Regions from separate parts of the Homo sapiens genome. Here region 2 is linked to region 1. Evidence: read pairs that join two places in POLR2A ChIA-PET (ENCODE). Cell type or tissue: OCI-LY7. All regions are shown on one strand. Each heading gives the region's core, and the rest is flanking DNA. Links, peaks and the distances in the headings are about the cores only.

Evidence for each region. Peaks named below come from ENCODE experiments on the same cell type or tissue, not always from the same donor. Only the 100,000 strongest peaks of a DNase experiment are listed, where the experiment ranks them.
Region 2: POLR2A ChIA-PET joins it to region 1 with 8 read pairs; 10 of 35 experiments call an interaction of 5 or more read pairs at or near these places.

Annotation. Positions count from the first base shown.
Region 1 is chr4:88,332,074-88,347,180 of GRCh38, forward strand. It overlaps PPM1K-DT (PPM1K divergent transcript), which reads left to right. Exons shown (of 5, transcript NR_134238.1): 4 at 8,789-8,879; 5 at 9,230-9,584. Among named protein-coding and RNA genes, the nearest start is that of HERC6, 39 kb to the right of the region's middle. In OCI-LY7, for the core only: no CTCF peak of the experiment used is centred there; no DNase peak of the experiment used is centred there.
Region 2 is chr4:88,268,406-88,283,512 of GRCh38, forward strand. PPM1K (protein phosphatase, Mg2+/Mn2+ dependent 1K) reads right to left here. Exons shown (of 7, transcript NM_152542.5): 2 at 9,739-10,237; 3 at 8,738-8,838; 4 at 336-501. The coding sequence starts at 10,178. It also overlaps the pseudogene RNU6-112P. Among named protein-coding and RNA genes, the nearest start is that of PPM1K, 8.6 kb to the right of the region's middle. In OCI-LY7, for the core only: no CTCF peak of the experiment used is centred there; a DNase peak (open chromatin) is centred at 7,286; H3K4me3 peaks cover 3,354 bases; H3K27ac peaks cover 3,468 bases.

The sequences.
Region 1 (15,107 bases), core at 6,349-11,348:
CAGGAGGTCCTGAGAACACGTGCCCAAGGTGTCAGGGTGCAGCTTGGTTTTATACATTTTAGGGAGACATGAGACTTCAAATACATTTAGGATATACATTGGTCCAATCCAGAAAGGCAAGACAACTTGAAGGGGGGTGGGGGCCTTCCAGGTTATAGGTAGATTTAAAGTTTTTCTAATTGGCAATTGGGTGGAAGAGTTATCAATGGATAGAAATGTCTGCCTTGCGATAAGAAGTTATGAAGACCAAAGTTTTATCATGCAGATGAAGCTTCCAGGTAGAGAATAAATAGTCAATGTTTCTCTTCTTTTTTGTTCCCTTGATTCTACCCCCTCCCTCCAAACGTTTCTTTTCAGACTTAAGGTCTGTATTGATGTTAATACTGGAGAGGTGTAATGAGGCATGTCTGATCCCACTTCGCGTCATGGCCTGAACCAGTCTTTCAGGTTAAATTTTAAAGTTCCCTGGCTAAGGAGGAAGTCATACAGATGGTTGCGGGGGTTGGGGGGGGGTGGCTCAGAATTTTATTTTTGGTTTACATTTGTCATTTTACAGGAAGAATGTTTTTTGAGTAGAATTAAGAAGATGCTCACAAGATTAAGGCATAATAGAATTTCCCTCCTTCCTTCCTTCCCTCCCTCCCTCCTTTCTTTCTTTCTTTCTCTTTTTCTTTCCTTCCTTCCTTCCCTCCTTCCTTCCTTTCTTCCTTCCTTCCTTCCCTCCCTCCCTACCTCCTTCCTTTTCTTTCTTTCTTTCATTTCTTTCTTTCTTTTTTTCTTTCTTTCTTTCTTTCTTTCTTTCTTTCTTTCTTTCTTTCTTTCTTTCCTTCATTCCTTCCTTCTCTCTTTCTTTCTTTCTCTCTTTCTTTCTCAAGACAGGAGTGTGCCCTGTTGCCAAGGCTGGCCTGTGCTCAAGTGATCCACCTGCCTTGGCCTCCCAAACTGCTGGGATCACAGGTGTGAGCCACCATGCCCAGCCAGCATAATAGTACTTCGAAGATAACGATTTCCTTTTACAAGGAATCCTTCAAACTTGATGAAAAGAAAAAGATGGAGAGCTAAGCTATGAGGATGCAAAGGCATGAGAATAATACAATGGACTTTGGGGACTCGGAGGGAAAGGGTGGGAGGCGGGTGAGGGATAAAAGACTACACACTGGGTACAGTGTACACTGCTCAGGTGATGGGTGCACCAAAATCTCAGAAACCACCACTGAAGAACTTATCCATGTAATCAAACACAACCTGTTCCCCAAAAACCTGTAGAAAAAAAATTGTATACCATAAATATGTATAATTTTTGTCAATAAAAATTTTTTTAAAGTGAAAAAAAAGAAAAGAAAGAAGTGAAGGTGTCCCAAGGGTTAACTCAATCCATTATATTATTTTTATATTTATTTATTTATTTATTGAGACATAGTTTCACTCTTGTCACCCAGGCTGGAGTGCAATGGCACGATCTCAGCTCACTGCAACCCCACCTCCCAGGTTCAAGCCATTCTCCTTCCTCAGCCTTCTGAGTAGCTGGGATTATAGGCGTGTGCCACCATACCTGGCTAATTTTTGTATTTTTAGTAGAGATGGGATTTCACCATGTTGGCCAGGCTGGTCTTGAACTCCTGACCTCAGGCGATCTGCCCACTTTGGCCTCCCAAAGTGCTGGGATTACAAGCATGAGCCACCATGCCCAGTCTCAATCCATTATATTATTTTCTTCATGTTTCTTCTTGTGACTTCCACTTGGATTTTACAGAAGAGGGGGTGTGGATCAGTAAGACAGAAAAAAGAGGTGAAAGACTGAATCAAGGCCAAGGAAAGCTTGGGCTTCCTCCCAGATATTGGGCAATCTTCTCCTCACTCCTCACTTTCCTTAAGCAATCTCATCAGCTTCCCTGTCTCTAATTACTGCACTACTCATCATAGATGACTCCCCAGTTTAAATCTCTGGTACAGACCTATCTGAGCCCCAGCCCCACAAAGGCAATTGGTTTCTGACATCTCCAGTGGAGATGTCTCAAAATATCTCCAATTCATGATGTTCCTCCTTACACCTAGGTGTGCTCCTCTTCCTTCCTGTGTTCTCTGAATGAGAAAATGACACCACTTCACCACTGTTCACACAGTGACACCAGCAAGAAGCCCAGTGATCATCCTCAGGACCTCCTCCCTATCATGCCCTCATCCTCTCCCTCATGCCCTCATCCCTCCTCATCCACTTTATCTCAGACACAACCACTCTGCCCTTCTCCAAGGCCAACTCTTTTTTTTTTTTTTTGGAGATAGAGTCTTACTCTCTCACTCAGGCTGGAGTGTGCAGTGGCGTGATCTCAGCTCACTTCAACCTCCACTTTCCAGGTTCAAGCGATTCTCATGCCTCAGCCTCCCAAGTAGCTGGAACTACAGGTGTGTGCCACCATGCCCAGGTAATTTTTGTATTTTTAGTAGAGGTGGGGTTTTACTATATTGACCAGGCTGGTCTTGAACTCCTGACCTCAAGTGATCCGCCCGCCTAGGCCTCCCAAAGTGTTGGGATTACAGGTGTGAGCCACCATGTCCAGCCCAGGGCCAATTCTCTAGCCCTGCTTCTGTCAGCTCTTGCCCAGACAACAGCAGTCACCTGCATCCACTCTTCCCAACCTTTCAACTAGTTCTCCATGCTACAGCTGGAGTGACCTTTTTGAAATGTAAATGGAGTAACCGTTTTGAAATAAAATGCACACTTCAGTGACTTCTTATTTCTCTTATCATAAAAATCTTTTAACCTGGTCTGTGAACCACTGCACGTTTTGGTCCTTTCCTACTTCTTCCAACTAATCCTAATTTCAGTTCTACATCTTACTAACTGGATAACCTTGCCTAAGTTACTTAACTCCTCTATGCCTCAGTTTCTTCATCTGTAAAACAGGGGTAACAATAGTATTTCCAATTAGAATTGTCATGAGGATCAATGTAAAGTGCTTAGAATTAACTTAGTAGGTACAATAAATATTAGCTCAATAAATGTTTGCTCAATAAATATTAGCACTTATTAGGACATCTTAGCTGTCTTCGGTCACTGTGACATTTTCTCTCAAAAGTGTTGTCTTACTCTGTTTACATTGCTATAAATAAATGCCTGGGACTGGGTAATTTACAAGGCAAAGACGTTTATTTGGCTCACAGTTCTGCAGGCTGTGCAAGAAGCATGCTGCCAGCATCTGCTTCTGGTGAGGGCCGCAGCCTCCTTCCACTCATGGCGCAGGAGAAGGGGAGCCAGTGTAGAGATCACATGGGGAGAGAGAGTAGGGGAGGTGCCTGGCTCTTTTTAACAACCAGCTCTCTCAGAAACTCATAGAGTAAGAACTCACTCATTACTGTGAGGACAGCACTAAGCTATTCATGAGGGATCCGCCCCCATGACCCAAACACTTCTCACTCTGTCCACCTCCAACATTGGGGATCAAATTTCAACATGAGATTCAGAGGGGTCAAACGTCCAAACTAGGCGAGATGCCGTGGCTCATGCCTGTAATCCCTGCACTTTAGGAGGCCGAGGTGGGCGGATCACTTGAGATCAGGAGTTCGAGACCAGCCTAGCCAGCATGGGGAAACCCTGTCTCTACTAAAAATACAAAAATTAGCTGGGCATGGTGGCACACACCTGTAATCCCAGCTACTCAGGAGGCTGAGGCATGAGAATTGCTTGAACCCGGGAGGCGGAGATTGCAGTGAACTGAGATTGAGCCACTGCACTCCAGCCTGGGGAGACAGAGCGAGACTCTTCCAAAAAAAAAAAAAAAATACAAACTCTAGCAGGTGTCATACTTCCTTCCACTGTAGGACCTTTGCACATCATGCTGTTCACTCTGAGCACTGCTTCCTTTCATCATTTCCTAGCATTTCTTCCTCCAGGAAGTCTTCTATAATCTCTTCGACTAAAGTTTCTCTATTACACTATTTCATAACATCACATACTTTTCCTTAATAGCACTTATCACAATTATATTTTTACATTTATTTAGGTGATCATGTGATTGATGTCTTTCTCTCCACTGGAACTGAAGTCCACGAGGGCAGGGCAGGAAGGGTAGAATAATTTTTTCCGCTTTAATATCATATTCTCAGTTCATAGCATCTTGCCTGACACAGAGTAAAATAAGTACTCAATAAACATTAGTTGAATGAATGAAATTAATCTCATTGTACATGAGAAATGTACAATGGGGCTCTCTAGCACATGGTTTGCAGCTGCCTCTTCCCTCTGCCAGACGGCAATACTTGTGTGACTAAGAAAGAAAGGGTTGTGCATGGTGGCTCATACCTGTAATCCCTGCACTTTGGGAGGCTGAGGTGGGACAATCACTTGAGCCCAGGGGTTCAAGATCAACCTGGACAACATGGCAAGACCCTGTCTCTACAAAAAATAAAACAAACAAAAAAATTAGCCAGGTGTGGCACTGCACATCTGTGGTCCTAGGTCTGTGGGAGGTTGAGATGGGAGGATTGTTTGAGCCTGGGAGGCAGAGGTTGCAGTGAGCTGTGATTGCACCACTGTACTCAAACCTGAGTGACAGAGTGAGACTGTGTCTCAAAGAAAAAAAAGGAGAAAGAAAGAAAGAGAGAGAAAAAGAAGGAAGGAAGGAAGGAAGGTAGGAAGGAAGGGAGTTTCTCAAAGAAGCTCTGCCTCACAATGACCCCCCTATTAAGTTCTCCTGATGTTGATGGTTATCCCTTTTCTAAGTGTGGGTCACCCCTAAGAAGACCACTTGCTAGTAGTCATGTGGTTCCAAAATCATGCCCCTTGATAAGGCCAAATCTATGCATACAAAACTGTAATACCCTCTTTGAAGAATCTTCTGTGAAAGTTTAGTCATTGAAGTTCTGTCTTGAGCAGGAGATGTCAACAAGCTGTAATCTTGGTACTTTGATTGTCTTCTCAGGCCCAGTTCCAGTTTGCTCCTTTCTTTCTTTCTTTTTTTTTTTTTTTTTGAGATGGGTTCTTGCTCTACCACCCAAGCTGGAGTGTGGTAGCACAATCATAGTTCATTGCAACCTTGAACTCCTGGGCTCAAAGGATCCTCCTGCCTCAGCCTCCCAAGTAGTTGGGCCCACAGCTGTTCACCATCACGTCCTAGTTTGCTCCATTTCAATTGTCTCCTTCTTTATGGTGCTACACAAGGGTAAAATAATAACAATAGCTGACATTTATTAGTCATTGGTGCTTGCTATTGTTAGGCACCATGCAAGGCATTCTTTGTATAATATTCTTACTTAGAAAAAAGAATCCTCTTAAGTCAATGCTACTATTATCCCTGTTTTACAGTTAAAACATGGACATTTAAAGAGATGAAGAAACTGCTTAATATTACATGGCCGGTGAGTGGTAGAAACAGATTTTGATACTCAGGTAGTCTGATGTCACAGCTCACACTTGGGTATATACTACATCACACTGCCTAGGTACAGTTAGTGATATTTTACTGATCCTAACTCAACTTCTCATCCAGTGAGATAAGTTCCAAAGACCATTTAAATTGTCTTCTTAAACTGCTAACCACATAGCGAACACAAATATCATACAACTGGGATTAGAGGGCAAAGTTATCCAAATTAAAAACAAGACTTATCTTGATTTGTGATTGGGCATATCATGAGTGCAGGCACAATGTAGATGCTCAATAAAACTTATTTATTGAATGAATAAATGGATCACACCAGTCACATCCTTATAAACCCTTTAATCAGATTATGAATATTTTTCCATACAATTTCTCCACAATTCAAGTTCCTCTTCAAAAATATAGAATAAGGAATTTTCTTCTTAATTCACACTCTATGGTCCAAACAATCAGATTATAAATGAACAATCTTGATATTCATTCATTCATTCCATAACTATTTCTTGACCAAGCTACAGTGTGTCTTGCTTTTTCCCTACTAGAGAATAGAACTCATTTTTTTCTCTAGTGACTATTCCATCTGGCCTCTCTTCTGTCTTTTCTCATAGAGAAGGCCTGTCATAGGTAGGCCTGTCCAGTACTTCTCCCTGGGATGCACCAGAGAGACATATGGACTTCACCTGTCATTGGTATCCGCAGCAAGCCTTTCTCTCCCAAGCCTAACCTACATTGTACTGCTACAGGTACTTTGCTGTAGATGCCATAGTGACTGTAATTTTTAGAAATGATTTCTCTCTACAGAGGGAAATTCTTTCATTATAATAAAAAAGTCATTTTCTATTATTATGAAAAAATACATATTCATTGCATAAAAAATTTTAAATCCCATGTAATCCCCCCAAATAACAATTGTGATAGATAATATTAAAAGAGTCTTACTGTATGTTAAGCATGACACGATAACAAAGTTACATTACCTTTTCAATTTTACTTATGAGAAAAATCCAGGAAATTGAAGGGGGCTGCTTTAGATCCTCAGCTGGTAAATGAGAGTCTGAATGTATACTCAGGTCTATCCACTTCAAAAACCAGCATTCTCTACCACTGACGACATCATCTTAAAGGCCAATTAGTATTCTGATGTACAGAGGCACTTAGTGCCTTCTCTCTTATTGGATATTTAGGTTGTTTTTAATTTTTTAATATTAGAATTAGCACTTCAATGAACATTAAAGTTAAACATTTTCTTTGAAGGAAAAATAGTGTTATTGTTCCTTTCAGAATGCATAAATAATATATGCTTACTCTCTTAGTCCATTCAGGCTGCTAAAACAAAATACCTTACACTGGGCAATTTACAAATGACAGAAATGTATTGCTCACAATTCTGGAGGCTGGGAAGTCCAAGATCAAGGCACCAGCAGATTTGGTGTCTGGTGAGGGCCCATTCTTCGTAGATGGTGCCTTCTGTGTGTCCCCACATGGCAGCAGGGGCAAACAAACTCTCCTTGGTCTCTTTTATAAGAGCATTAATTCCCTTCATGAAGGTGAACGCCTCATGATTTAATCACTTCCCAAAGGCCCCACCTCTTAATACCATCACATTGGATATTAGGTTCTAATAACTGTAACCTCAAGTTTACAGTTTGCCAACCTAGGCCAAAGGTAGGGAAAGTATGGCCCATGAGCCAGATCAGGCCTGCTTTCCTCCCCTCTTATTTTTGTATAGCCTCTGAGCTAAGAATAGATTTTTATATTTTTCACTGATTATAAACAGTCAATGAAAAAAATACTTTGTAACACATGAAAATTATATGAAATTCAAATTTGAAAGCACAAACTGTTTTTCACCGTTGCACACTTCTGTGACCAGATGTGTAAAGGTTTTTCTCCACATACTAAGCAAATCTCCAGTGGACGCCAACTGAGTGTCTTATAATTCAATTTAATTCTGATACTATCCACCTGAAGATAGCATCAGACCCTACAGGTTAAGGGCCCAGTCCCACAAGACTGCCCGCACTCCAGATACCAATTAAAAGCCCCAGGTTGTAGGGCCAGGTGTGATGACGTACGCCTGTAATCCCAGCACTTTGGGAGGCCAAGGCAGGTGGATCACTTGATGTCAGGAATTCGAGACCAGCCTGGCTAACATGGTGAAATCCCGTCTCTACTAAAAATACAAAAAATTAGCTGGGCGTGGTGGCAAGCACCTGTCATCCCAGCTACTCAGGAGGCTGAGGCAGGAGAACTGCTTGAACCCGGGAGGTGGAGGTTGCGGTGAGCCAACATCACGCCATTGCACTCCAGCCTGGGGGACAAGAGTGAAACGCTGTCTCAAAACAAACAAACAAAAAAAAAAAACAAAGAAAGCCCCAGGTTGTTATTTGTGCTTCTGACTGGCTATAAATCAAGGTTCCCTCAACCACCTCTTCAGGTTTGATTAATTTGCTAGTGGCTCACAGAATCCAGGGAAACACTTTAGTTACATTTAATGGTTTATTATAAAGAATAGTACAGGCCAGGCATGGTGGCTCTTGCCGGTAATCCCAGTACTTTTGAGGTTGAGGTGGGCAGATCACTTGAGGTCAGGAGTTCAAGACCAGCCTGGACAACATAGTGAAAGCCTGTCTCTACGAAAAATACAAAAACTAGCTGGGTGTGGTGGCGCGTGCCTGTAATCCCAGCTACTCTGGAGGCTGAGGCAGAAGAATCGCTTGAACCTGGGAGGCAGAGGTTGCAGTGAGCCGAGATTGCACCACTGCACTCATGGTGCAGTGACAAAGTTAGAATCCATCTCAAAAATAAATAAATAAATAGTATAAAGGATGCAGATGAATAGCCAGATGGAAATGATGAATAGGGCAAGGTATGTGAAAAAGGGCACAGAGCTTCTATGCCCTCTTCGGATATACCACCTCCAGGCACCTCCATGAGTTCAGCTATCTAGAAGCTTTTCCAACTCAGTCCTTTTGGGTAATTATGGTCATTATGTAGACATGACTGATTATGGTTATAGTAATCGAAGGGGATTATTTCCAAGACTCCCACAGATACTAAAATCTAGGTCCTACAGTTGACCATTGGTGATCAGCTCAACCTTCAGCTTGTCTCCCCTCCCTAGAGATTAAGAAATGTGGCTAAAAGTTCCAACTCTCTAATCATGCCCTAGTTTTTCTGACCAATCCCCATCCTGAAGCTATTTAGGGGCCACCAGTCATCTCATTAGTGTACAAAAGATACTCTTACCACTCTAGAAATGCCTCATATTTTAGGAGCTGTATGATGGGAACCAGGGCAGAAATTAAATATAGATTTTTAAAAATTATACCACAGTATAAATAGTTTTATTGGAACACAGCTATGCTCATTCATTTACGTATTATGTGGATATTTTCATGCTACCATAGCAGAGCTGAATAATTGTATTGGAGAATGTGTGGCCCACAAAGCTTGACTATCTGGCCCTATACAGAAGAAGTTTGCTGATCTCTGACTTAGGTAACTGATGTACTTCTCTTATTGCTATTAAATGGGCAGGGTAAATATTAAAAATACCTATATTTTAGGGTGGGAGAAAAAAATTAACAGCTAAGGAATTTGGGGGCGTATTTAAGGCCATATTGGAAAGGTACATATGTTAATTATTCCCTCCATACAAAAATGACTTTGATATTCAGATTTTAATAATTATCAGATAGCTATAATATGTGGAGTGATGGGAAGTAACATTTTGGACAGATTGCAGTTAGGAAACAGACCCTGGTCAGAAGGTCTTAGACAAAAATCTTAGCATCAAGCTCAGATTATTCCTTCCTGCTTCATTTGTGTTCTCCTCACAATGCTTTCAGCTGCCTAGGAATAGCCAGGCAACCAGCTGCTACTTTGAGCACCCGGCTAAAATAAGCAGAGACAACTGGAAGGCTTGATGTGAAAAAGAGCTGTTGAAGTGTACACAAGCAAGCTGACTGCCTTATGACTAATACTTGACAGAACCCAGCAAGAGGATATGAGATTGCAGATGGATGACCTCAATCCTGAACAGAAAGGCGTGCATGATAATGGAGAGAAAAAAGCCAATGGGGAAAAAAAACCCACCACTATTTTTTTAATAGCCTAACACACACACAAAAAACTGGTTTTCCTTTTTCTGTAATGTGTCTGTAGAGCTGGCTATTCTGATTAAAGTTGCCCTTGAAAAAGCAATTAACTTAAGAGTCTTACTGGAAGTTAAAAATCCCAAGGGGCAGGAAAAATGAGTGTATGGGAAGCCCAGTCAACAGGTCAGAAGGTACAGCTGGGAGGTTTTAGCATTACGTACCGTGTGTTTTTCGTTTAAGGGAGAAGCTTATTTGCTCACTGCTATAGTTTGGATGTTTGTCCCCTTCAAATCTTGTGATGGAATCTGATCCCCAGTGTTGGAAGTGGGGCCTAATGGGAGGTGTTTGGGTCATGGGAGCAGATCCCTCATAAATAGATTAATGCTCTGTCTGGGAGGGTGGGTGCGGGGTACGAGTTCTCACTTTATTAGTTCCTGTGAAAGCTGGTTGTTAAAAAGAACCTAGCACCTCCCCTTTCACTTCAGTGGCAAAGTACACTCCAATACTTTCACCCTGATGAAGTCCTATTCTTTAGTTTTATACTTACTCTTATTCTTGTTCCCGTTCTTATGCCACCCTCTACCTCTCCCCAGCTATCTCTACCACACTATCAATCTCACTCTCTCCTAGCCATTTCTAATCCTTCTTTAACAAACAATTGCTGGCTTTGCATTTCTCTTTCCTCCAAAACTGCCAAGGCCTTGACTTACTGCTGAAAAAGGAGGACTCTGTATATTTTTAAATGAGCAGTGTTGTTTTTACCTAAATAAATCTGGCCTGGTGTATGACAACATAAAAAAACTCAAGGATAGAGCCCAAAAACTCGCCAACCAAGCAAGTAATTACTTGCTTGGGCACTCTCTAATTTGATGTCCTGAGTCCTCCCAATTCTTAGTCCTTTAATACCTATTTTTCTCCTTCTCTTATTCAGACCTTGTGTCTTCCGTTTAGTTTCTAAATTCATACAAAACCATATCCAGGCCATCACCAATCATTCTATATGACAAATGCTCCTCCTAACAACCCCACAATATCACCCCTTACCATAAAATCTTCCTTCAGCTTAATCTCTCCCACTCTAGGTTCCCACGCCAACCCTAATCCCGCTGGAAGCAGCCCTGAGAGACATCGCCCATTATCTCTCCATACCACCCCTAAAAATTTTCGTTGTCTCAACACTTCAGCACTATTTTATGTTATTTTTCTTATTAATATAAGAAGACAGGAATGTCAGGCCTCTGAGTCCAAGCTAAGCCATCATATCCCCTGTGACCTGCACATATACATCCAGATGGCCTGAAGCAAGTGAAACATCACAAAAGAAGTGAAAATGGCTGGTTCATGCCTTAACTGATGACATTGCACCATTGTGATTTGATCCTGCCCCACCTTAACTGATCAATTAACCTTGTGAAATTCCTTCTCCTGGCTCAGAAGCTCCCCCACTGAGCACCTTGTGACCCCCACCCCTGCCCACAAGACAACAACCCCCTTTGACTGTAACTTTCCACTAACCACCCAAATCCTATAAAACTGCCCCACCCCTATCTTCCTTGCTGACTATCTTTCCGGAGTCAGCCCGCCTGCACCCAGGTGATTAAAAAGCTTTATTGCTCAAACAAAGCCTGTTCGGTGGTCTCTTCACACAGATGCGCATGACACTATGGTTTTGCTTTCTGAGGTTTCAGTTACTTGCAGTTGACCATGTTCCAAAAAATATTAAGTAAATTACCCAGAAATAACAATTCATAAGTTTTAAATTGTACTCCATTCTGAGTAGCATGGCGAAATCTTATGCTGTCTGGCTCTGTCCCATTGGGTACATGAATGATTTCTTTGTCCCGTGTATCCACGCTGTTTAAGGTGGTGGTACCTGCCTGTGAGTCACTTGGCAGCCCTGTTATTTAACAGTTGGACAGTCACAGTATCTCAGTGTTTGTGTTAAGGGAACCCTTCTTTTACTTAAGAATGGCCCCAAAGTGCAAGAGTAGTGATGCTTGCAATTCAGAGATGCCAAAGAGCAGCTGGAAAGTGTTTCCTTTAATTGAAAAGGTAAGTTTTTTACTTAATAAGAAAAAAAATTATGTGCTGATGTTACCATGATCTATAGTAAAAATGAATCTTGTAGCTGTGAAATTGTGAAAAAGGAAGAAGAAATTTATGCCAGTTTTGCTGTCACACCTCATCCCGCAAGGGGTGCAATGCATTATGGCTGCCATGTGTGATATTACGAGATAAAAAATAGTTCATGGGTGTCAACCTTCCACCCTGCGCTCAGCTCTGCTAGGTATTCTAAGGATTTACAGAGGCTAAGAAATCTCATACAGAACATAATATGTACACATAGAAAGCACAGAGAAACAATGACACACTAGCATTGAGAACTCAGTGGAATGTTACTGACAAGTGCAGTAGGAGTTCAGCAAAGAAGAGGAGGCCACTATAGGCAGGTGGAGTCAGAAAAGGGGAATGACCTTGTGGGGTCACTGGAATTTGGATCTGTGGAGAGAAGGGGAGGAGAGTTTCTAAAGAGAAGAGTGACAAGACCAGAAGCAGGTACAAAACCATGAACCTGGTTTGTTTAGAGGACAGTGAGGAGATCTTTCTGGTTGACTGTTTAGAGGTGGGAAGGCCAAACCGAGGAATTATGTCTGACAGAAGGGAAGAAATGACCATGGTGGCCTTCTCAGACTCTGTGGGAAAGGCCTCTACCTATCCAGTGAAAGTGTCTACCCAGACCAAGAGGTATTTTAGTTTCCTGACTCGGGGCATGTGAGTAAAATCAATTTGCCAGTCCTGGGCAGGGGCAAATTCTTGAGCTTGATGTGTAGGGAAGAGAGGGGGCCTGAGAAATTCCTGAGGAGTAGTAGAATAGTAGATGGAACATTGAGAAGTGATTTTTTGAGGATGGATTTTTACGATGGAAAGGAAATGAGAGGTTTTAAGAGGCAGGCTAGTGGCTTGTAACTTACATGGAAGAGGTTATGAAATGACGACAGAATAAAACAGGCCTGTGAGGCTGGAAGGAGATATTTTCCTTGGTCCAAGAACCATTTGCTTTGTGTGGGAAGAGATTGATAGGTGGAAGTTTCAGTAGGAGAGTAGGTGGGAGTGACTGATGAGAAGGAGAAAAACTGGCCACGAGGGACAGAAGTTGGGACACTAGCTGATTCTTTAGCTACCTTATCAGCATAAGCATTGCCCTGAGTGATGGGATCTGACACCTTTTGATGGCCCTTGCAGTGAATGACTCCAGCTTCTTTTGGAAGTAAAGCGGCCTTGAGAAGAGTTTTTATTAAAGAGGCATTAATGATGGAGGACCCTCGCATAGCGAGGAAACCTCTTTCAGCCCATATAACAGCATGGTGATGCAGGATATGGAAGGCATATTTAGAGTCAATATAAATATTGACATGTAGTCCCTTTGCAAGAGTGAGGGCCCAAATTAAGGCAATGAGTTCGGCTTGCTGAGAGGTAGTGGAGGGGGGCAGAGTGGTAGCCTCAATGATAGATGTGGAAGATACTATAGCATAGCCTTCCTTTGCTGGTGAGTGGCGATTTGGCCTGGTGGAACTGCCGTCAATAAACCAAGTGTGATCAGGGTTAGGAACAGGAAAGAAGGAAATATGGGGAAATGGAGTGAATGTCAGGTGGATCAGAGAGATACAGTCATGGGGGTCAGGTGTGGTATCAGGAATAATGTGGGAGGCTGGATTGAAGTCCGGGCCAGGAACAATGGTAATTGTGGGAGACTCAACAAAGAGTGAGTATAGCCGAAGGAGCCGGGGGGCAGAAAGTACATGCATCAGGTGTAAGGAAGAAAATAGATTTTGGAAGTTATGAGAGCTGTAGAGAGTGAGTTGAGCACAGTTTGTGATTTTGAGGGCCTCTGAAAGTATTAAAGTAGCAGCAGCTGCTGCATGCAAGCATGAGGGCTAGGCTAAAACAGTAAGGTTAAGTTGTTTGGACAGAAAGGCTACAGGGTGCAGTCCAGGCTCTTGTGTAAGAATTCTGACCACACAGCCCTGTACTTTGGCTGTGTGTAATGAAAAATTTTGGGATATGTCAGGGACAGCTAGTGTGGGAGCAGATTTTAGGGCTGTTTTTAAGGAATGGAAAGAGGAATGGGGAAAGGATTTAGGATCTATGGGGTCAGCTAGATTTCCTTTTGTGAGTTTATATAATGGTTTAGTCAGGATGTTAAAACTAGGTATCCAAAGGTGAAAGTATCTAACCATGCCCAAGAAGGAAAGGAGTTGTTGCTTTGTAGAAGGAGTTGGGGTTTGGGAGATTAGCCAGAGAAGATCAGCAGACAGAGCATGTGTGTTTTTATGAAGAATTATGCCGAGATAGGTAACGGATGAGGAAGAAATTTGGGCTTTGGAGGGGGATACACGATAGCCTTTTGAGAATAGACGTTGGAGGAGCAGGAGGGTGTTCTGTTGGGAAGATTTGTAGGAGGGGCTATAAAGTAGAAGGTTATCAAAATATTTAATAGGGTGAGAAGCAGATGGATGGAAAGAAAGTAAATCATGAGAAAGGGCTTTACTGAAGAAATGGGGGCTGTCCATGAAGATTTGCGGCAGTACAACCCAGGTAAGTTGCTGAGACTGATGGGTGTCAGGGTTAGTCTAAGTGAAAACAAAGAGAGGCTGGGCTGAAGGGTGCAAAGGAATAGTAAAGAAAGCATGTTTGAGATCCAGAACACAATAATGGGTTGTGGAGGGAGGTATTGAGGATAGGAGAGTTTATGGGTTTGGCACCATGGGATGGATAGGCAAGACAATTTGGTCGATAAGGTGCAAATCCTGAATTAACCTGTAAGACTTGTCTGGTTTTTGGGCAGGTAAAATGGGGGAATTGTAAGGAGAGTTTATAGGCTTTAAAAGGCCATGCTGTAACAGGCAAGTGATAACAGGCTTTAATCCTTTTAAAACATGCTGTGGGATGGGGTATTGGCATTGAGCTGGGTAAGGGTGATTAGGTTTTAATGGGATGGAAAGGGGTGCGTGATTGATCACAAAGGAGGGAGTAGAGTGTCCTATACTTGTGGATTAAGGTGGGGAGATATAAGGGGAGGATGTGAAGGAGGCTTTGAACTGGGGAAAAGGGCAGCAATGAGGTGTGGCTGTAGCCTAGGAATAGTCAGGGAAGCAGACAATTTATTTAAAATGCCTAGACCCAATAAGGGAACTGCGCAGGTGGGAATAACTAAAAAAGAGTGCATAAAAGAATGTTGTCTGAGTTGGCACCAGAGTTGGGGAGTTTTAAGCGGTTTAGAAGCCTGGCTGTCAATACTCACAACAGTTATGGAGGCAAGGGAAACAGGCCCTTGAAAAGAAGGTAATGTGGAGTGGGTAGCCTCCATATCAATTAAGAAGGGGAGTTACCCTCCATTGTAAGAGTTACCCAAAGCATCTGTGATGGTCCAGGAGGTTTCCGAGGCAATCGGGCAGCATCAGTCTTCAGCCACTAAGCTGAGAAGATCTGGGAAGGAGTCACCCAGAGAGGCTTGGGCCAGAGTTCCAGGGGCAGTGGCTGCTGGGCAAGTTGGACAGTCTGATTTCCAGTGGGGTCCCACACAGATGGGACATGGCTTAGCAGGAATCCTGGGCTGTGGGCATTCCTG
Region 2 (15,107 bases), core at 5,177-10,176, 65 kb before region 1:
AGGTCAGGAGATCGAGACCATCCTGGCTAACACGGTGAAACCCCGTCTCTACTAAAAAACAAAAAATTAGCCGAGCGTGTTGGCAGGCGCCTGTAGTCCCAGCTACTCAGGAGGCTGAAGCAGGAGAATGGTGTGAACCCGGGAGGTGGAGCTTGCAGTGAGCCAAGATTGCGCCACTGCACTCCAGCCTGGGCGACAGAGTGAGACTCTGTCTCAAAAAAACAAAAAGAAAACCAAGTCACTGTTAAACTTAACCATGACATCAGTTTAAAAACTATTATGAACTAAAAACATCATCCACATAGAATGATATGATGGATCAGTGGTGGTAGTACCTTTCTTTTTCATCTTTTCTTTCTGGAGTATGGTCAATGGTCAGCTTCATGGGTTTTCCTTTTCTACACAAAATAGCCCGGCTGTCCCCAACACTGGCTACAACCAGTTCAATACCATCTCGCAATAGGGCTACTGTTGCAGTAGTCCCAGAGGTCAGAAGAGTTGCTACAAGTATTATGAAAAAAAGAGTACAAGTTAGTGACAGTCAAATGATTGGATATGGAATTTTTATTACAAAATAAAACACAAGCATGATAAACTAATGCTGGAATATATCATTCTAATTTAACTAGAGCTAAGCAAATAAAATGCAAATGAACTATGTAAGTAACAGCATGCAGAGAAACAAGTATTTAATTCAGTAACAAGTCTCCATGCAAACGGAAAGGTTGCTAACCTTATTTGGCAAACACTGCATCACTATCTACAAATGGCCTCTATTCATATCAAGTAGAGCTGACTTGAACTTATAACAACACCTTCATGGATATCTGGTGTCCAGACTGAAAGTATTAAAATTTAATTAGGTTGGCTATGATGGTGGGATGACTTAGGTCTACTTGAGCCCATGGAGGCAAGCTGACTTTTCTATAGTCTATGGATTTAGAAGGTTTTCTCTTCCATTTTTCACTCCTATGCTGTGAACATATTATCAGTTAGTAGGCTAAGTGAGACATGCCAAGGGTATACCATTTGCATATTCTACCCCTGTATGCTTCTAAAACTGTTTTAATTTTATAAATGTTCACCAAAAAAATCCTAAAATGGTTACAGGCTCACATTCTTTTCTGTTTATCTTTGTCCTCCCTAGACGTGAAACAAAGTTACAACCATCATTACAGGAGCAGAAAATCTGGGGGAGGGGAGGTGGAGAATGAAGTTCATTCTAGCTTCTCATAAACTTGGTGTAGTTAACACTCCTAACTCCAGAAGGTTGTAATACAAAGAGGTAGTCTTCAAACGCAGGGCAGTACTGCCAGCTGCAACTCCTGGGGTCCTGTTTGGGCCCAGAGCATCCCACAAATATGAATTTTCTCTAATAACAAATAAAATTCATTGTTACTGGGCTTGAGGTCACCGTTTCCTCCATCCAACTCAGACTGCATTTCTGCATCTTCCTTTGATTTCCTCTAACAGTGTCTGCCCTAAGTTCTTTACCACTTGTTAAAAATTGTTAATTTGCATTGAGCCTTGTCAAAAGTGAGAATATTGTGAAATTATGGGCTAAAAAATAAAACAAAGTGGAAGAAATCGGAAAAGATAACTTATTTAAAGCAGGTATTGTCTTTAGTAACACTGTTAACTCTTTAAAACATTCCAAAGATGACTTCGATTTTAAAGGTACATTTAGGAAAAACGAAGTGCTACTAATTTGACTGATTAAGACTCAATCTTTCCAAGCTTTTTTTTTCTCCCCAAAAAGATAATTTTGAAAACTTCATCAGTAATGCATTGGAAGGAGATATATACATAAATAGATTTTTCCAATCAGTATATTAAAATGCCTGCTTTAATCAGAAAAGTAAGATGGAAAAGCATGAACAAACTCTACTTAATCTTTTATAGTCATGCTGAACTTTCTTGAGAAATAACATTTATAGTTGCACTATCTTTCCATTTTTCTCTTGATTTTGGAACTGTCGTGCCAATGTAATATTTCTGCAATGTTGAAAGATACATTTGTCCACCATATAACATAAATGTTTTAGCATAAGTATCAGTGATATTTATATTACAAATGTTAACTCGTAACTTTAAATTACCCAAACGACTATGAAACAGTGGAATCTTTACAGTTTGACTAACTATGATATTTCAAACGATTTAAAGAGCCAGATAAGGGAACACGGCATTTATTCAGATGCTACCTGTCCCGGGAATTTAATATTCCTTCCATTTGTTTAAACCATCTACAATAGTTTTCTTAAAAATGGTTTATTATTGGCCACAGTAAAAGAGTTAAAATTTCATAAGTAGAAGTTTAGTTATTTAGGCTTGTAATTTATGGCTCTGTCACCTAGGAATTTTAAGACTTTGAGTTTTTACCAACCCAACTTCACAGTTCCAAAATCCCAGGATTTATAGGAAAGGCTTCAAAACTAACTGTCAATTCTGATTTGCTAAGCATTTAAGAATGTAAATATTAAATCAGCATTCATTTTCATTTAACATTTAACATGGAAGTAAAAATTCTCACTTTTTGCCTAACAACAAAACTAGAAAACTAAGACATCTTTCAATAAGTTCTTAACACTCACTGGACAATTTCTACTGCAAGTCATCTCAACTAATGGGACAAAGAGATGTGGGAACCTTCCCGTAGTCCAGGATAGGAACCGCTGGACTCCTTCACCTGGGACAAAATTAAGCAGATCTCTCTTTCCACTGAAGCCCCGCATATAGTGTCCACGGGCTCCAGGTCTAGAGCTGCTGACCAGGCACAGTTCTCTGCCACAAATAACACGCACAGAGGCAAATACGAATTTCACCCAGGAATTGTGCTCAAACATTACAAACCTGCAACACAGGGGAGAGCAGAGAAAGAGCTGCAAAATAAGGGAAGGGTTTTTTATTTTGGTGAAAATTTAACTAGCAAATTATATAATATTCCAGGAGATGCCAAATCAATTATTCCAAAACTCAGTTTGTTCCAGTTGATGGTATTTTGTAGTTGAGCCTATTTTTTCATCACAGGGTAACACTTCTTTCTTAATTTTGTGGTTTCTAAGGTTGAAAAAACTATATAAAAAAGTATCTGTACCAAGACACATAAATGGTGACACAGACCTACATTTAACACACTCACAAAAACACTCACGCATATACACATTCACTGAAATAATTGGTCTTAAACACAGTAAATCACTACCTTTACTGAGTTACAAAAAATGCACTGTAAATTTGTTTGGTAGCAATATCAGAATTGTCTCAAGAATAGAAAGGTAAATCTACAGTTACAGCATGGAAGAATTTGTATCTGACAAGCAGGATGTAAACTACAGTATACCACCAAATTACTGGGACTTAAATATATATCAAGAAGGAATCAAAGCACCCGCTATACAAGATACATAGAGTAATGCATTTGTTAATGGTGCTTAATGCAGAGACTTAGTACCTATAAGGCATTTTTGAGTAGAATGATTAATTTAAATTCATTGCTTAAATAAAGGCTAGCGAGACGCATGTTTATAATTTTGTATAATTCACAAAATGGGTATTTCTGCAGCTCTCTCTTTCCCCCAGTGTTGCAGGCCGACACATCAAAAGAAAAATGATCAAGATTGTGAATGCCAACATAAAGAGCAAAAGCTATACTTTTCAAAGTATAATGACCCCTAGTAATTACTCAATTGTGTAAATAATACTATGTATAAACCAATACAGTTTCAATATTTATTAAAAATGGGTGTTCTAGACTCATGACTCATGAACACCAAAATCAAAGTAATGAGCTGAAGCAGTAGCAGCACGGTAAGAACATCTCATCAATGCTCTCTTTTTTTTTCTTTTGGCTGTCCCGGCATAGGGGATTCAAAAATGCTGTGTTTACAGCCCTGGTTCTTTTGTAGTTTAATTCTTCCATAAAGAGGTCACAGGATATGAAGAACATAAAAGTTTCTGGTGAGACTCATAATGCCATCAATGTCCCCCACTCTGAATGTCTGAGCAAGTCTTCTCTTTTTGTTCCATTTGTCCCTTTCGGAGCTTTGTTGCTTTCAAAGTTTAAGCAATCTGGAAACACTCTGAAGAGCTTATAGGAAATATAGAATTATAACCTAATTTTCTACCATCTAGTTTGTTCTAAGTGGCTATCTCTTTATAAACAACGGACTGGTGGGATATCATCCGGATTTACTGGCTGCTTTTATTAATTGTAAAAGTAGACATTACTGGTATAAATTGAATAAAAAAATTAAAAGATGGTGATGAAATTTGCTACTGATAACTAAGGACAGGTTGAAAATGCATTAACAAAAAAGCAATAAAAATAGCTGACAATTTCTTAAGGGCAAGGGAATCTTGTTCTTGCCATTTCTTGATAAGTGGCATTTTGATTTTATTCTTTTCAAAATATCCCCAGCTACAACAGTAAATTATTTTATTTTATTTTCTACTCAAACAATAAGCTTTTATTATATTTTACAGATCAGTCATCCAGGACATGCTGCGTCTGTGGTTGGCATCGTCTCATTTCTGAAAGGACTGAATGCACATAAAAGTCTCTTGCCCACGCTGAACTCACACATGCCGGGCAGAAAAGAGCTCTCACTAAGTGTAACTTGAGTGTGAACTTGCTCAGGCAACAGCAATGCCATTCAACAGTAAATATTTTAAATGTTAGTAAGATAATTTGAAGTTCTTTATGTAGCTGTAACAGCTTTGGAACTGAAGTTGAGAGGAGATAAGAATGTTTTAATTTCACTTAAGAAAGTTAATATGGTATTGATACAGGAGCTAGAAATAAATTATGTAGGCACATAGTGAGGGTAAAGGAGTCCGTGGCAAGGCTTCCCTTTTAACAAAAAGCAGCCTCCAAACCATTTCTTTTCTAACAAAGAGCAACCTGAAAAATTGAGCTGCAAACATAAATAAGCAAGCTGGAAGCTTGCACAGGTGAATGCCAGCAGCTGTGCCAATAGAAAAGTACTACCTGGGCTGGGCACAATGGCTCACGCCTGTAATCCCAGCACTTTGGGAGGCCAAGGCGGACAGATCACCCAAGGTCGGGAGTTAGAGACCAGCCTGACCAACATGGCAAAACCCCGCCTCTACTAAAAATACAAAAATTAGGTAGGCATGGTGGCAGGCGCCTATAATCCCAGGTACTTGGGAGGCTGAGGCAGGGGAATCACTTGAACCTGGGAGGTGGAGGTTGCAGTGAGCTGAAATTGCACCATTGCACTCTAGCCTGGGAGACTAGAGCAAAACTGTCTCAAAAAAAAAAAAAAAGAAAAAGAAAAGGGCTACCTGGGGCCAAGCATGTTCAATATGTTCCATCTTCCCTTTTCTTTGTCACCATGTGTAAAGAAATGGGCAACATGGCGCTGGCCAGGTAGAGAACCCATCTGCATAATAAAAGATTAGGGTGGGGGTGGCCAGATTCTTGAATGCTCTGCAAATTGCACACCTAGGCCTAATCAGTTTTTCGTGTGCTATGCAAATGGCACATCTGGTCCAACCAATCTTTCATGCCCTATGTAAATCAGACACTGCCTCCTCAAGTTCATCCATAAAGCCTCCTGCACTTCACCATGGACTAGAAAGCTGTTTGGGACCCCTCTTTTTGCAGGAGAGAGCTTTTCTCTTTCTTTCACCTATTAAGTCTCCACTCCTAACCTCACTCCTTGTGTGTCCTCGTCCTTGATTTCCTTGGTATGAGACAATGAAACTCAAGTATTACGCCAGACGAGCAATGCTGCTTCAGTAGGACTGAGCGGCACGCCTCTCTTTTATACCTAAAATCTCACCATTAGTAATTCACTTCTATGGTTTAAGCCTTTTTCAGGTGTCTGCTAACTAAAATTCAAATCCACCCAGGAGTGACAGCTCATTAAAATGCAAACATTTTATAATAATTTGATTAAATCAGCTATATGATAATCAAAGAAAAAATTACAGTAACTTCAGTGAGAAAGAGTCAGCGTGGAGATCTCAGTTCAATCCAAATAATTATTGAGTACCTGCCAGGTTCTATGCAGGGTGCTGCACACTGGAGATTCAAAAATGAATAAGCCACAGTCCTTCACCTCACAGGAAGGGTTCAAGAAGAGGGGAAAGGGGTTAATACTAAAAGAGAAAAGATGAAAGAAACTGGAGAGGGTAAACTGCACTTACTACAAAATTTTGTTTCACTGGCACTGGTCCTATCTATATACATAGGCCGAAAAGAATATTATCCACTCTTATAATACTGATACTGCTTCAGTTCTTGCTAAAAACTAAAGTTTTAAACTTAAATAATAACTTTGAAATTTAAAATGACATTTTAAAAAATCCATAAACTGAACAGTTACACAACATATGGCATTCTATCTTTAGTGGCTTTAATGTATTTGATAAAATAGGCCCTAAATATCAAGACAATTTTTGCCATCTTTGAAGGCTCTGGCAACTTATCAAGAATAAAATTTTTAAATGTTCTCAAAACACTAATTTTTAAAAAACACAGACCGATAAGAATATATACAAAATAAGATTTTAATAACAAATAACAAATTTAATAACAAAATAAGATTTAATAACAATATTATAATAGACCTTTTCTTTTAGTACACACTAAGAGCATCATCTTGTCTTGCTCCATTATACTTTCAAACAAATTACCATTATATGAAAAATACATTTTAAAATATCTTAAGAATGTTCTGGGATCATTACTTCAAAGCATATGATAGAGGAATTAAATTAAATAATGCATTTTAATTTCTTTATTACAAATGAATTGATTTTAGTAAGAATAAAAAATATGGAACTCTTCATGCATTTGTGTGCCATCCTTGCACAAGGACCATGCTGATCTCTGTATCATTCCAATTTTAGTGTATGTGCTGCTGAAGTTAGCATATGAATTACATTTTTGTGATTAATTTCTTTATACAACTGTTTAATGTTTTTGTGACAAAGGTATCTTTAGAAAGTTTCTTTTAAGATAGGCAAGTTAATTAAATTCTTTAAGTTCAAAATTCTGTTGAGTTATACTTCATTCAATAATAAAAGGAGTCCTGTCATATTTTACATCAAGTCAATCACCGATTGGTTTAAGCATCTACATTGACTAGATACTTTTAAAAGAGGCTGATGGCATTGAGAAGGCCAATGTTTTTGGTTGGTGGTCACATGCCTGGGATAAATTTGGACATTCTCATCCAAAAACCTTGCCCAGTAAGCTGCAGCTATTTACAGAACAGCTGGGGCACACCACCGACACTACAGTCAACAAACATTGTGGTGTGAGACATAGCCAGATGCACAGCCAACTCAGTTACTATGAAATAAGAGCATACCAAAATTCAGGAAGTAATAAAAATAAAACCATAAGAAAATATTTCATTTCCTCTTTTCCTTCATGTGTTTTAACTATTTGGAACAAGAGCTAAGTCTTATGCATAAAGTTTACCTCTTTCAGCTTCTGTCTTCTTAAAGGTAAGGGTCCAGTTGAAAGGAAAAAGAAAAATTCCAAAGGAATGAAAGAAAAGAAAATGGGCCTAAATGATCTACAAACTGGAAAACATATCCCTGAAGAGAGTGGACTGTAATGCTTTCCTGAGGAGTGTGATAGTAAGGTTCTCAAAAAAAGCTCAGGAAAAAATCTCAAGATGGTAAATAGAGCCATCGCAGAGTTACCTTCTCCTCTCCTCATGAGAGAAGAGAGATAATGCTGGTGGTCAGGAAAATCCCAGCCCTAACTCTGAACTGACCTTTACCACTCTAATCTTCAGTTCCTTCGCTGTGAAATGCAAACAATCTCTATCCTTATGTATTCCAACTGAAGACTGTGCAAATGACATTTCTGTGGTGCACTTGGTTTCTTTCTTTTTTTTAAGAAAAGGATGAACCAAATACAGATCAAGATTATTGCATGATTCATTTTCAAATCATTTACAAGGTTACATGCACACATTCATTTGGCTGGTACAGAAATTTTCAGGGTTAACTTTAACAGCAAAAGATTTGGGACTAGCTAACTAGAAAACGTTTGCTGAATTTTCGTGAAATGGTTTTGATAAATTTAGTCAAAACCAGAAACATTTCACTTTCAAAATTTAAGGACATACAGTACACAAAATTTTAAATTCAGCTAGCATGACCTTATGCTGAAAATATCACTAGTTACCAGAGAAAAGCTGCAAGATTGAGCTTTTTAAGAAGTGACAGAAAAATATTTTCCTTCTAGTTATACAAATTAGTGCATATTAACCATTGTCTTTTTCTATTTAGGACCTATTTGCAATTTTTTTCTTGTTGGACAATGACTGTCCTCGCTAGATGTGATTACCCTGTAGTGTATTTCAGCACTTGGTCACCAGATCCATCTAAAAAAAAAACCAAAAACCCAAAACAAAACTCATAGTATGGACATTTTGTCCATAAAATAAGCAAACAGATTAAACATTTTTAAAATCTTTTAAAAACTAAAGTACAACATCAGAACTGTTTCGGGGCTTCTCTTTCTGAAAAATTCTCCAATATATTTCATTTAAAAGTGAGGTATTAACATTAATTGGAGTTCCCAACAGCATTTAATGTGATTCTTCATATAAACTCATTTCTACATAAATCCTTACAAACAATTGTCCATTAAAATCCCCTCCCCCAAAGGACTTAAAGTGTTTCCTTTTTACTCCTCCCCCACCCCATGTACTCCCTAGGATCCAAGGAATGTGATAGTTTTACATACCATCAGCAGACAGGCGGGCATGACTCGAAAAGGCTTTATCTATTTCTAGAAAAGCCAAGGTCAACAGAGTTTCCAAGTTCTTCTCCTTAGGAAGCAAATCCCTTTGTGGGGAGGAAAAAAAGAGCCTTAAACAATCATTTTACAATAGGTTTTTCTCCTCACTGTTACTCTAGCTAGCAGTCATTCCACACAACGGGCCTCAGGATTTTCCTGTCAAATGCTGAAGACCTACTGGCTAAGGAATACCTATTGAGAATCCACAAAGTATCAGGCACTGTGATAAGCTTTTAAGGGCACAACAATGAAAGTCCAAGTCCTTGTCCTTGAAGAATTGATCCTCACTACCACAACCCTGAGAGGTCGAGAGTTCCTTCCCATTGTGAGTTCTTTCGTGGAATGCGGTATACACAGGAAGTCAAGAAATGGTCACTGGGAAGTCAAAAATAGTCACATGGTCGTAACTCCATCACATGTTCTCCCTCTTTCAATTTTAGCAGTAATGTGATCCTCAAAAATGCATTAATACTAGTTGAAGTAAATAAACGGAAGAGCTCCAAAATGCCTGCATTAAATGCATTTTTCCACACTAATGCCAATCATCCAAAGCTATTTTCAACAAGTCAGGTATTCAAAGCTATTCACACCACTTGAAAGAGTAATTACCATTTACTGAAGCACTTATCTGTCCTACACTGATGGGAGTAAATGCTTCTCATAGGTTATCTCATGTACATTATGCCACTTCACTTAAAATGATCACAAATTAAGTGCTATAGATTTTGGTTAATGCTTTCCCCAGGGGAGTTGTTAAAACATGCATTTCTGAAATTGTGATAACCATAAGTAATAAATGGCACACTTAAACTACTGCTCATTCGTGAAGCAGCAGCATGCAACCACTCAAGTAACTATGTTTACGCTGGAAGCCTCAGCCAAAGGGTGAAAGTTTAAGTAGGAAGTATAGGAACTGCAAAGTCAGGAGTGAAAGTCATTGTACATACATAATACATTTCTCCATGTGGGTATGACAGAAATCAGCTGCTGCAGGTCCACCGTGTCCATCATACACTGCAAAGTACAGGACCTCATCTGTCAGCTGAGCGAAGTCAAACCGATCTTCATTCTCTTTCCGTTTGCCAATCTGTGAGGCGCACCCCACATTTTCCAAGCTGATTTTGGGAATTGGCTTGCCATACTTAATGCTGGGTGGCAGCAGAATTGGCTCATCAATGCGGTTATCCCAGATCCCAAAATTGTCCCAGGTAGCTGGACTCCCACTACCATCTGGGTCAAACCGAGAACACCTAGGCTCTGAAGTGGAGCTGTGGCACGTGGGTGTCACCCGCCTGTCGTCCTGCAGCAGGCGGGAGCTTAGCAGCACTCTCCTTCTCACCTGGTTCCCACCACTTCTGACCAAAGTAATTAAGGCAGCTGTTGACATAACTCAGCTCCAAAGGACTCAGTGATGAGGGAAAGGTCAATGGAACAATAATGGAATGTCTTCAAGAAAAATGATGCAAGTCACAGGGGACAGAGGGAGAGAGGGGCAGAGGAGGAGAGGGAGAGAGACAGAGAGAGAGAGACCATCAGAAATTTTGAATATAACTGATATGTCATCAAATATTACCAAAAATGAAGCTCATAAAGGATTTGACAGAAAATACATATATTTATGTTATATATTGGGTAGGCATCCAGTAGCCTGCTTCTAAGAACAGTGGATCAAAAATGAATCGATTTTCCTACCGCATTCACAGCATTTAAATTCTATAAAAATTTAACAGTGTGCACATACACAGAACATGTATCTCTTAAACTTGAACCTGCAATCACTTGTTAAAATGCATGTTCTGACCCAGTGGCTATGGGGTGGAGTCACTCTGCATTTCTAACCAACACCCTGGTGATACAGAAGCTGCTGGTCCCCAAGTTACACTTCTAGTAGCAAGAACACAGAATACAGGTATAAATAAATATACTTCCCTTCATTAACTCTATTGCTTTAAAGAAAAGGTAGGGATAAATATTAACAATAGCAACAAAGTCTCTTCAGGAAAAAATAACAGGCTAATAGAATACTTAAAATAGTTCTGTTTCCAAAGAATGGCCAAGTTTTAACAAAAACATAATCTAGGATAAATCTAAGTTTTATTTTAACATTTCTTAACCTACTAAGCTTTACATACTATATTACTATGGTAAATATAAATTGGTGTGCAAACACCCCAGAGGCACAAAGATAAGCCAGTTTTGATGCTCCCCATCCTAGCAGACTCTCTCACTAGGAGGGTATGTGGGTATGATCTCAGGAACCTGGCAGCACTGCATTTGTGACAAGCAGCCCTGATTTCTGAACGAGTGATCTATATATTTACATTCACAGCTGCAGCTCTCCTTTCCCCAACCCTAACAACCCAACGACACTTGAGACTACACTTCTTTGAAACGATTACTTTACACCCCCATTTCTGGACTCCACCCTGAAACTCAATCCTAAAACCTCTCTTGGCATTACAGGGTGTTACCCAGGGGAACTCCTACCCCACTGCAGGTAGAGCTGTTTCTGGGAATTTTCCACACAAATAAAAAATTTGTCTCCATAGGATTTTGTTCTATTACTTTATTCTTTTAAAATCAACTTGAAAAGATGGCAGAATACTAAGGTTTGATGATGTTGGTGGATGGTCTACAGATAGTATATTATTCTCAATCTTATGTTTAAATTATTTCACAATAAAAAATGAACTTGAAAAAATGTATCTTTCCAAAAGGTATAAACATACACAAATGAAACCCAGCTTGAGTGCAGTTATGAGAAAATGCACTACAGATTTCAAACAATTACTTTCCAATGAATTTTTGGAAATCAGTCTAGCTATGTATAGGGAAGGCCATTACTTCTTTCGGTGGGTAAAACAGTCAAAAGAAAGAATGAGGTTCCAAAGAACATCCTTAGGTGTTTATTTGTTTTAATTTCTTGTAGATATGGGTTCTCACTTTGTTGCCCAGTCTGCTCTTGAACTCCTGGCTTCAAGTGATCCTCCCACCTCAGCCTCCCAAAGTATTGGAATTACAGGCATGCGCCACAGAGACTGGCCTCAATCTTTAGATATTTAAGCAATTAAAAAAAATATGAGCTCTGCTGTCACAGAATTTAGAATAAAGATGGCCACCAAAACAAGTAATGTATCATCAAAGACTTAGGAAGTCATCCCTTCTTGGCCTTTTGGCCAAGATCCTGCATAGAAGGCTGAAATTCATTTCTTCGTAAGACAACATTGTTGGGGGGTTGGAGAGTGGCAGAGACACAGCATCTCTGGTTATCAAAGAGAATTAACATGGCCGGACCCGGTGGCTCACACTTGTAATCCCAGCACTTTGAGAGGCCGAGGTAGGCAAATCACTTGAGGCCAAGAGTTGGAGACCAGTGGGCAACTTTGCAAAACCCTGTCTCCACTAAAAATACAAAAATTAGTCAGGCGTGGTTCCGCATGCCTGTAGTTCCAGCTACTAAGGGGGCTGAGGTGGGAGGACTGCTTGAGCCCAGGAGTTTGAGACTACCCTGGGCAACATGGTGAAACCCTGTCTCTACAAAAAGTACAAAAATGAGGTGGACAGATTGCTTGAGCCTGGGAGGCAGAGGCTGCAGTGAGCTAAGATCACACCACTGCACTCCAGCCTGAGCAATGGAGCAAGACATTGTCTATTTAAAAAAAGAGAGAGAGAGCGAGAGAGAGAAATAACACATTCCATTGCAAGAGATGTTTGTTCTTTTGCTTCTAATTGAGAGTTAGATTTTATTCAGCAACAATTATGGATTCAAGCCAGCAATGGTGTGTTAAAAAAAATTTAAAAACCCAATTATGTTAATTATAGGTGATGAATTGAGACTTCAAACTACAATACAATCTACCAGGTAATGGAAGTACTAATTATTTGGAGATAATTCCCAAAGCAGCTTTATATCATATAGAAAAAAAAAAGAACTTTAAAGAAATACAATTATTAGAAAATATTTGTATTTGAAGAGTTAACTTGAGATTAGCAAAATACTATTCTTTTGGCTTCGGTCTGAAAGTATATATGCCATATTCAGCCTTGAGCTACTTTGCAGTCATGCACCTACTTTAAATCAGAGTTCTGGAATTACAAATAAATAAATATTGAAGTTTTTCTGCAACTGTTCTAGTATATTCTTGCCGTTTTATCTCCTCTTTATCCTCCCCCCAATTTTTTTTTAAATAATAAAATAGAACTGCATTCTCACAGAGAACAAATATCCACTGGAAACATTTTTAAGAAATGAGATAAAATGCAAATTGAGCAGTTTCTGTAAGGCTAAAAACCTGCGTATTTTAAAATCAATCATCAACCTGGCATCCTTCCTCGTGTATTGTTTCTATAATCATCTCAGAAAGCAGGCAGTCATAGGAAACCACCTACTTTAAGGCATATTATTGGCAGAGATGAAATGTGACCCAGATATATAGCTAGTTTATAAAAAACAAACAAACAGGTCGGCATCGCTTAGGTAAACGAGATGTTACGAACTGGCTCCATGTCCTTTTCCATCTGCAATGTAACTAAATCATATCAATCCCCTCCATATTCCCTAAGAAACAATTCAAAGGCAGCTGGAGTTCCCAAAGTAAATAACAACTTTGAATTAAACCTGCACATTAAGAAAAGTTTCCTCCTCCAGAACTCCACAATTGGGATCTGCCATCATAGACCCCACAGCTCTGCCGATGCCCATGGGAATGACTATGCTTTGACCAGCAAGGCAAGGGGAGTAGAACTTGTGATGTGAAAAACAAAAACCTTAAGGAAAAAAAAAAAGCAATCAGTGTTCTCTAAACAAAAAGAGTGGAGAACAAACTAGCAAACACCTAAGGATTGTCTTTTGTCAGTTCAGCAATTAAAAATTGGGATGAGTTCATTATTCCACAAACTAAGAGAGAGAAGGAATCTTTTTAAGTAAGCAGGGGAGATTTAGGTCAATTTTTTGATCGGAAAACATGGCTAGTTTATTTTTATAAACCATTTTAACATTATATTCAATCTTTGGAAGTCAAGTCATCCAAAAGGAAAGCACTTTCTCTGGCAGGAAGGTGCACTGGATTTGAGTTAAACTGTTCTTGTATGTTAAAAGCAGGTCAAAAGGGCAGTTTAAGCACATGCCAAAATTATTCAGGAGTTCTAAAGTTCTGAAACCTGCTTAGATTTTATCCCTCTAGAAAAAATATTTTAAGAAAGCATTCCTATCTGCCCATTATGAAGTGGCATTTAGGTATCTACAACTTCCACAATGAGAACACAGCCCTTTTAAATATTCTTAAACCAAATATTTACCTATCGACCTTTTTAGAAAATCAATTAAGGCATCCCAGTAAATTCAAATAGTATGGAAATTTCCAGAATGTATTTCAGCTAATTGGGACCCCAATACCTTCTTTCTCAATACCCTGCTAGGAGGAAGGGAAAGAAAATTTACTGCTTTACCTGAGGGGAAAAAAGAAAACAACAATAAAAACTCCAAAGGACTCCCCTTAGGTTTAATGTGAATATGTCTATGTTCAGATGTGTGACTGGAGAAAAGTGTGAAATGTGAGCAGTGAAAAGTACTCAGTATTCTATTCCCATAGATATCTTTTAAGACACGTTAGTAAATATGCATACAAGCCACAGACTATATCCCAAACCTGTAACTTTATAATGCCTTTAAGAACTTTCCTTCACAGTCTATTATGTCACCAGCCACTCTCCTCTCTTCTTTCCTCGTCTCTAAGGATTGCAGTCAAGGAATTTGCCTGGGTGATCAGTAGTAATGACTAAGGTTGCAAGAAAAAATTATTAGCGAGAACTCACTACTCAAATATTGTAACTAAGGTATTTTATCAGACACACACACACGCACGTGCTGCTCTTCTTCCTGCCACAGCTGCCTAACCAGAACACCACAAACCATGGCTGTTTTTCTTTTTCTTTCTGAGACAGGGTCTTGCTCTGTCGCCCAGGCTGGAGTGCAGTGGTGCGATCTCGGCTCACTGCAGCCTCGACCACTCAGGATCAAGAGATCCTCCCACCTCAGCCTCCGGGGCTGGGACCACAGGCACATGCCACCACGCCCGGGTAATTTTTGTATGTTTTGTAGAGCCGAGGTTTCGATGTGTTGCCCAGGCTGGTCTCGAACTCCTGGGCTCAAGCCCGCTTTGGCCTTCCAAAGTGCTGTGATCACAGGCGTGAGCCATTGCTACCGGTCTCATTGCTCTTTTTCATCGTCATTGTAATCTGTCACTTTAGTCGCTCATTCTGAAACCGAAGGACAGCCTCATTCCTCCGCCCTGACGGAAAGAACCGATGAGGCCTT